2 separate regions of the Homo sapiens genome follow, and region 2 is linked to region 1. The links are chromatin contacts, found by Hi-C or POLR2A ChIA-PET in ENCODE. All regions are on one chromosome and are shown on one strand. Each heading gives the region's core, a stretch centred on a gene start or an enhancer-like site at or near the end of the contact. The rest is flanking DNA. Distances are from core to core; before and after follow the strand shown. Region 1 overlaps CBSLR (CBS mRNA stabilizing lncRNA). Region 2 holds the start of GS1-204I12.4 (a long non-coding RNA gene).

Region 1 (3,982 bases), core at 1,206-3,705:
TAAGTAATTTGTGATCACTATACTTTAGAATTTAATATATAGGGTGTTTAGCTTTATGGTAATAAAAACAATCTCTAGCTGGAGAAATCTGCATTAATCTCACAAAAACACTTATATTGTGAAGTAGATTCATGGAAAGAAACATGTGACAGGTCTGTCATTTCTGTTTTTAGCTTTATCAGTCTTTCAAAATAGTAAAAACAATTAGAATAATGAAACAGATTATCATATTATAACATATTGCTATTTGAGTCCTGATTAATTTTGACACCTTCAACTGTTTGTTCTATACAAATCTGCATACACAGCACTTAGGGACTAGCATTACTATGGTCTGGGTTGTGATTAGAACAGAAATAGATAGACAGACAACAATGAAACACTCTTAACTTAGTTCCCAAATCCCACTGATGCCTGAAATCCCACTGTTAATGCATGCCTCCATAGTGTTAGGCGTAGTCCTCCTCAGTAGTGTTTTGGGCATGTCCTTCAGAGAGTGAGGATGTTACCTTAAGGAACACCAACAATCAAGAAGTATGGCATACTCAATGAGCATGTTTTCAACTCTTCTGCTACTTTTTCCTTTGTGCCACTAATCTGACGCATACAATTATTGAGAAAGGATGAAGCTAGTCAAAGTCCCTGCAGTATTTCCCACTGATGAGATATAGAAAAAAGCAACAATGGCAAATATTAGGAAAATGATTCTCAGACCCTCTATTGTATCTGGCTTATTCTAGGAGAGACCAAGAGCACAGAGCAAGTGAGCGCAAAATTGACCCAGAACTTAAATTTCTCTATCTGGGATTGAGAGTTGAAGAGTTCAGATGCCAACTACTTTGTGGTCTTTCTGAATCATGACCTTTTGTGATGACCAAGTAAAGTGAAGGTAGAATAATGTCAAAGTGAGAAGGTTCTAGGATGCATTCCTTAGAAGCTGTAAGCTGGGGTGTTTCGATCAGACTGTTTGGAAAAGCTCTTAGAGTTTCCTGCTAGAGTGGCAGTGTCCACAGAGACAATAGCAAAACAGGGTTATCCAGCTAACCAATCTTTCTAAAAATCATTTTGAAACTTAGAGTTGGAAAGGGCCAAGAGGTCATCTGCTCTACCTTCCCAGCTGCTGTCTAACATCTCATAAGTGATTATCCACTTTCTATTTGAACACCTTCCATGATACGTAGTGCATTTAAATGCCCCATTTTGGTAGTAGCCTTTCTAGATATATTTACTTATGCCCCAAAGATATCTATAATCTTCTAAGAATGTACCCTTCAGTCTGGTAACCAAGTAACCTTCTCTTTCTAGCTATTAATATATGGGATTCCTCTGTTTTTATACAAAAGCACCATGTTAGATACTATAAGGAGAGAATAGGATTCAATAATATATACTAGACTTTTGACTTGAAGGACATTTCAGCCTAGTAGAGAAATTTAGACACACATACACGTTGGCTGAGAGGAATAATCAGGGAAGTTTCAGGAAAGAGATAGTATGCGGACTTAGCCTTGAAGTGTGGGTAGAATTTGGAAAGACTTTTCCAAGAGTGGCCTAGAAAATAAGCAAAGTTGTATTACCTGGGAAAATATTTCAATAAGATTCAGGTCACTTGCTTAAGAACACCATTTCCCAGAAGACAACAGTGGGGAGTTTACCATTCGAAGACCTGCTTTGGAGATGTAGATTACTGTACCCTTTGATTTTCAGAAGATGCAGTTAGTATTTCTCTTTTTCAACAAATGCTGTTTTCTTACTAAACCATATTTCCTGTTCCCAGAGTAATTTTATGCTGATTGAAGAAAAGAAGTAAACAGAGTTCCAGAAAGCAACTGCAAATACTCATTTTGAAAAAGAAAACAAAACAAAAACAAGGGAGACATTTTAAAAGGTATTTTTATTCAGAAATTTTTAAAAAAGAAATAAGGAAAAAGGTGAACAACCCACAATTCGTCCTGTAGTATACAAATGGCATCTAAGAGTGAGAACCTTGGCATCCTTGAAAGCAGAGGTTTGAGGTCTGAGATGTTTTGGTTCATGTTGTACCATATGGGCTACTCACTGTGTGAATGCACACTCTTGTTCATCTCCCCCTATGCTGAGCTAGTCCAGACCTAGGTCTGCTCTGCCTCTCTGGGTTTGCTTGCTGGGCACGGTCAGTGGCTAAGCTGTGGATAGAATACTGTCTCTTCACCACTGACTCACAGGATGGCAGGGCCAGCTCACTTCCCCTTCTGATGTTTTTGTTCCTTAGTGTACGGTGGGACCATAGCAGTCCTCACCGTCTTTCTTCATTCCATGGAAATAAATGTGTATATTTGTGAGTGTGCTTTGAGACAAGGATGAAAAGGAGATTAGTTTTTGTCCTCTTCAGGGAAAGCACAGAATCACTGTGCCTCCTATTACTGTTAGCACCAGCAACATTCACGGGTAATTCTATCAGGGACACACAGCAGCCTTCTGAATTAATGTTGGCTTGTTTATTGCAGAGTACAGATGAAATCCTGGGCTAACCAAGTTATGTCCCCATGTTGACTCACTTCCTTACTTTCCTCCTAGGTGCTAAAGCAACAGGACCAGTTGCCAGAGAGCTTATTTTACCTCCCCAAAACAAGATTGGTGTTTCATCCTTGAGTTTAGTACACAGGATTGTTCTTATTCTTCTGCAGATAGAGAGGTGCACTGCTTTATGCTGCAAGTTGTCTATAAGACAAGTTTTGTGAGTATCAAATATTTGTAAGCAAATCAAATTTCTCCCCCAGTTGAAATGATTATTTCAGAAGAATTTCTTCTTTGTTTTGAATTGGACTTCTGAGTTGGACTTCTCAGCATGATAAAGAAGAAAGAGCATTAGAATAAGAAAGAAGATTAAGCTTCTTGTTTTGATTATGCCCATAATCAGCTGTGGGACCCCGGGCTAATGCACTCCAAAATCCCACTGTTCTGTGACCTTGCTATGTGGGGCATCAGCCTCCTCATCTCTAATATTTTGGATTTAAGTTAGTTGATTTTTATGGTCCCGCAATGGAATTCTTTAAACAACTCCACTAATCCATGATACTGTTGCTTTAAAAATCTTGGTTTTAGCTTTCCTCTAAGGAATTTATAGTGACAATTATCTACTTTTTTTTTCTTAAATAAAAATAGAGGTGGGGTTTTGCCATGTTGCCCAGGCTGGTCTCAAACTCTTGGGCTCAAGTGATCTGCCCACCTTGGCCTCCTAAAGTGCTGGGATGACAGGTGTGAGCCACTGTACCCGGCCAGACCATATGTCTCTAGCATTTTGATAACATTCTCTACAATCTGGGCCCTGTATAACTCCCCAGTCTTCAGACTACTACTCTCTATGCTCACATCTTTGGCGATTTTATACTCTTTGCCAATTTAGATGCCATTTGTTTTTTCGTTTCCAGTAGATTAGTATGTCCAACCCAGATTTTGGTAAACCCTAGACTCATTCTACAGTCTGTGACATCTCCATTTGGATTTCTTATTGGCATCTCAGACTCCATATGTCTAACCTGGAATGCCTGATCTCCATTGCCTCCTAAACCGGCTTCTCTCACGGCTCTCCCATCTCGGGGCCCAGCATCTCAGACCTTTGCCTTGCTTACACCAGACATTTTGTTGTTATCTGTACCACCTCCTTCTCGTGCAGTCTACTTGATGCCACCTAATTGGTATCCCTGGCTTCTGCCCTTGTTCTCTTAACGAATCATTTTCCAAACAGCAGCCAGAGTGATCCTTTCAAAAATGGATTCAGAAATCATGTCACTGCTCTGCCCAAAGTTCCCAAATGACTTCCCAGTCACTCAGAGCACAAGCTGACGCTCGACACATCTGGGCCCCGTAAGATTTTCATTTCTGCTCCTCCTCCTTTTGCTCACTCTGCCCCTGCCACATTGGTCTCCTGCTTTCCCGGAACTTGCCCAACATGTTCCTCCCTCAGGGCCTTCACATTTGTCATTTCCTGTCCTATGATGCT
Region 2 (4,072 bases), core at 1,222-3,721, 270 kb after region 1:
CTAAAACTTAAAGTATAGTAATAATAAAATAAAAAAAAAGAAGGGAAACAACATTTGAACTAAAGCATAAAAATGACACATATTTTAATTGATAAATCTGAATGCAAAATGATGCCAACAATGAAACCATAAAAAGATTGTGTCTTTCTAAAGCCTTAAGCTTTATAGTTGGTTGAATATTTGTCTTCTATTAGTATATTGCTGTGCTCATTTTCCCTGAGCACCTAGGTCTCTCAGCACCAGTGACTATGTTCCATTTGACTAGATTTAAAGTGCTAGTGGATAAAACTTCTGGATTCTGGGCCTGGCAGGCTATTTCATGTTCTCTGATAAACATTGAAAAACATCTCTAAGTTCTTCCATCATGGGACATGTGCAAGATGTATTTCAATTTTCCATGGCATTACAACTGTAGTTGCCTGACTGTTCTTCTTGCCCACTGCACAAACAAAACCAGTTTACTGAGACCATGGTACTATGGTATATAATTAATTAATTAGCACAAGGCCAGCTATGCAGAAGAACTGGAGTTATCACTCAAATCAGTCTTCCTGAACGTTCAGAGGTTAGGGTTTTGCAAGCATAGTTTGGTGGGAAGAGAACTAGGGAATGGGTACTGCTGATTGGCTGGGGATGCAATTATAGAGGTGTGGAAAATAGTCTTTGTGCATTGAGTCTGTCTCTGGATGGGTGGTTGTGGGGTGGGTGGGGGCCCACAGGACAGATGAGTCATCAGTGACTAGTCCAGGTTGGGTAAGTCTGAAAAACATCTCAAAAGAGCAATCTTAGTTCTACAATAGTGATGTTACCTATAGGTGCAGCTGGGGAAGCAATGAATCTTATGACCTCTGGCCACATAACTCCTGAGCAGTAAGGGATTGTAGAAACAGCATCTACATTTTAGCAGAATTCAGGGCCCTCCCATAATCCTAATCTTGGTAGGCTTCATTAGTTTTACAAACCTCAATATAATATGATTAGCTATGGCATCAAAAATCAGTGTAATATTGGTCCATCTTATTGTAGGAACCAAGGGAAAACTTCCCCTTCACCCTCCAAGGGATCACTAATAATCAACTGACAAAAGACAGATAAGTAGGAGAAAAGGCATACGAAAGTTTGTTTTAACATGGTTAGCACTGGGGAACTTAAGGAGGAAGATTGCCTAATAACCCAATGTGGTACAGAAGCTTATATACTCTCTTCCATAGGGGAGGGGAGAGATGGGGAATGTAGGCAATTCCTTTGAGGGACCACAGATGATTATTAGGGAGAACAGTGAACTTGTAAATGATTCTCTTTGGAATTTGAATGAGCCCTAGAGGCTGGAATTATGTTGTGAAAAAGTCCATCTCCCTGTAGTTGCATTCCTTAGTCTTCTTTTCTGAGACAGATAATGAGATTTCAGAGAAGGGAGGAAAACAATTGTATTTCTCTTAGAAAGAAGATTTCTTGGTCAGATAAGGAAATTCCAGAGAGAGTCCCTCCCTGTGCTTGAGGCAAGGGCTGAGGGACAAGGCAAAGTTAGAGGGACCTTGATTTGCGGGCTGCGTCTAAGGCCTCTTAGCCTGTCATAGCACCAGTGTTTGGGTTATTGCTTTCTGAGCCCCAACGTTATACTCTATCCAAAGGTTTATTTTATTTTAATTTTTTATAAACTCTATGTCCAAACAACTGTAAAACTCACAACATGTGACCTAAGGGTATCATAGTGAGGTTACAGTGACCTAGTAGTCAGTGTGTAATTTCTAGGATTTAAACGGTAAGCTGTTTTCTCTGTGGAGAATGACACTATAGTATACTATTTGGGGTTATGGGCAAGCTAATAGATTTGGCAGTTCTCATTTTTTCCCCTTGGTCAAAAACTACTCAAGTTCTGAATGCAAATAAGAGATCTCAGAGCAGCCTCAAGTACTCAAAACACTGAACATGGCTCTATAAAACAACAGGGTATAATGAGCTATCTTGGTTTCCAAATTGGGTCTGGGATTTTCCAAATTTTACCCCAAATACTGTCCTTTTGGCTTTAATACTCTCTGTACCAGATATATCAGAATGAGAGAATCAAGAGTAAAACAAACTTGCATTTCCCAAACAGAGAATCAATAATCTTTTTGGAAGAAAATTTTAAAGGATATCAATCATTAAAAAAAGCAAGTCTGGAAACGATGATGTGTCACTCATTATGCAAATATCATGCTAACTCATAAGGGTGCTTTTCAGACCAGATTATTCTACTTTCAGACAAGCCCACCATATTAGCTTCATTGCACAATATTTAATCTCTGTCCTTGAAGTTCACAAATTAACTTGCTCTGTGATTTCCTCCTTGTGATAGCCTCTGGCTGTGTTTTTACTGCCTTAACAGCTACTGGCAGGCAGCTTGTCTCCCACATTCACTACAAAGCAAACAGGAATTTGGTCCCAGGGTAATTGGCTGTTCTCCAGCATAAGAATGCAAGTTATTCATGAGCTTTGTGAGCTTGCTTCTGACTAACACAGACTGTTTTCACTAGGGAGCACAGGGACAAAAAGAGTTGTGAAGTTTTGAGTCTTCAGGATTATTCCTTTCAAGTATGTGATAACCTGTGATTCTTCTCCCCAACTATTTTCTAACCGTCCCCGACCTTTTCCACTTCCTTTCATTTCGTAGTGACTACCAGAAATTTACCAAGGAAGCTGCCATGAAATAACATGTTTCTTTTAGAAATACAACTGACTCAATAGACAGCTATGGATGTGCTGTTATTTTGGAGATACAGTAAGTTTACAGAACTTTTAAAATTAAATCTTAAGCAAAATATGTGGGTAAATGCCAAATAGATTGGTGAGAGCCTAGGTTAACAGTAATTCAAAAAAAAAATGGAGAAAAAGACTTGCAGTTTCAAAGATAGGAGCATATATACTTTAAATTTTGAGGTGCTGAATAACAGATTTAAAGTTTACAAAAAATTAAGAGGTTTAAACAAAAATAAAAAAAAAGCTACCCATTCATCATGGTCGGAAGAAAGTAAAAGAGAGAATTCTAAGCTCCTAAAAACAGGGGCATCTAAAAAGATTTTCCTTCTTTATTATCTTACCTGAGAGGTCCATACTGTAAATCTAGATACCATGTTTTCTAAATTATTCTGGAACTACACTACCCACACGACTGTAATATTTAAAATGATTGTCCAAAAATGTATTTAACAGAGACACCAACAAATGTTTGAGACTTACAAACAAGATAAATTTGTTAATTCCTTTAGTTCACTCAAAGCTGTACAATGATAAAAAAACCAAAATATTAAATATACTGTACACCCTGATTTATTTAAATTTTTATTATTACTTGCTGAAAACTTGAATGGAAAGATTTTGCTTTTTTGTAATGCAATTGTCAATGGAAAGAATTAAACTCTGTAAAATATTTGAAGAGATTTATTCTGAGCCAAATGTGAGTGACCATGGCCCGGGAGGTCCTGAGAACATGGGCCCAAGGTGGCTGGGGTGCAGCTTGGTTTTATACATTTTAGGGAGGCATGAGACATCAATCAAATACATTTAAGAAATACATTGGTTTGGTCTACAAAGGCAGGGCCATTCAAAATAGGGGCTTCCAGGCTGTAGGGAAATTTAAACATTTTCTGGTTGACAATTGGTTGAGTTTGTTTAAAGACCTGGGATCAACAGAAAGGAATGTCTGGGTTGTGATAACATGTCGTAGAGACCAAAGTTTTACTATACAGATGAAGCTTTTAGCTAGCAAGCATCAGAGAAAATAGATTGTAAAATGCTTCTTATCAGACTTAAAATCTGTGTTGATGTTAATGCCAGAGAGGTATAATGAAGCCTGTTCAACCCCCACTTCCTGTCATGGCCTGAAACAGTCTCTCAGGTTAAGTTTTAAAAGTCCTAATGTGTCCGGAATTGGTGGGTTCTTGGTCTCACTGACTTCAAGAATGAAGCCGCAGACCCTTGCGGTGAGTGTTACAGTTCTTAAAGATGGTGTGTCTGGAGTTTGTTCCATCTCATGTTTGGACGTGCTCGGAGTTTCTTCCTTCTGGTAGGTTCATGGTCTCGCTGGCTTCAG

The links. A loop is a pair of places that touch in the nucleus more often than their neighbours do. ChIA-PET counts read pairs that join two places held with the same protein, here RNA polymerase II (POLR2A). Pooled maps may share reads with other maps.
Region 2: a loop to region 1 is called in a map of endothelial cell of umbilical vein, with 5 times the contacts of the local background. The contact joins the promoter of GS1-204I12.4 here to the enhancer-like site in region 1. A Hi-C loop is called at or near these places in 1 of 168 maps with a recorded cell type or tissue (endothelial cell of umbilical vein) and 4 of 50 pooled maps. POLR2A ChIA-PET finds 5 or more read pairs at or near these places in 1 of 52 experiments (PC-9).

What each region holds. Positions count from the first base shown.
Region 1 is chr1:185,371,841-185,375,822 of GRCh38, forward strand. It overlaps CBSLR (CBS mRNA stabilizing lncRNA), which reads left to right. Exons shown (of 4, transcript XR_007066771.1): 3 at 1,778-1,888; 4 at 2,557-3,982. Among named protein-coding and RNA genes, the nearest start is that of CBSLR, 56 kb to the left of the region's middle. Within about 2 kb of position 2,456, at least 7 of the 41 ENCODE cell types and tissues checked have a DNase peak (open chromatin) inside an H3K27ac peak, as active enhancers do; they include endothelial cell of umbilical vein, where a contact is called at or near this core.
Region 2 is chr1:185,644,038-185,648,109 of GRCh38, forward strand. GS1-204I12.4 (a long non-coding RNA gene) reads left to right here and starts at 2,472. Exons shown (of 3, transcript NR_188649.1): 1 at 2,472-2,761. The region is part of intron 1 of LOC107985239 (a long non-coding RNA gene); the gene reads left to right. RefSeq lists an enhancer at 1,936-2,849.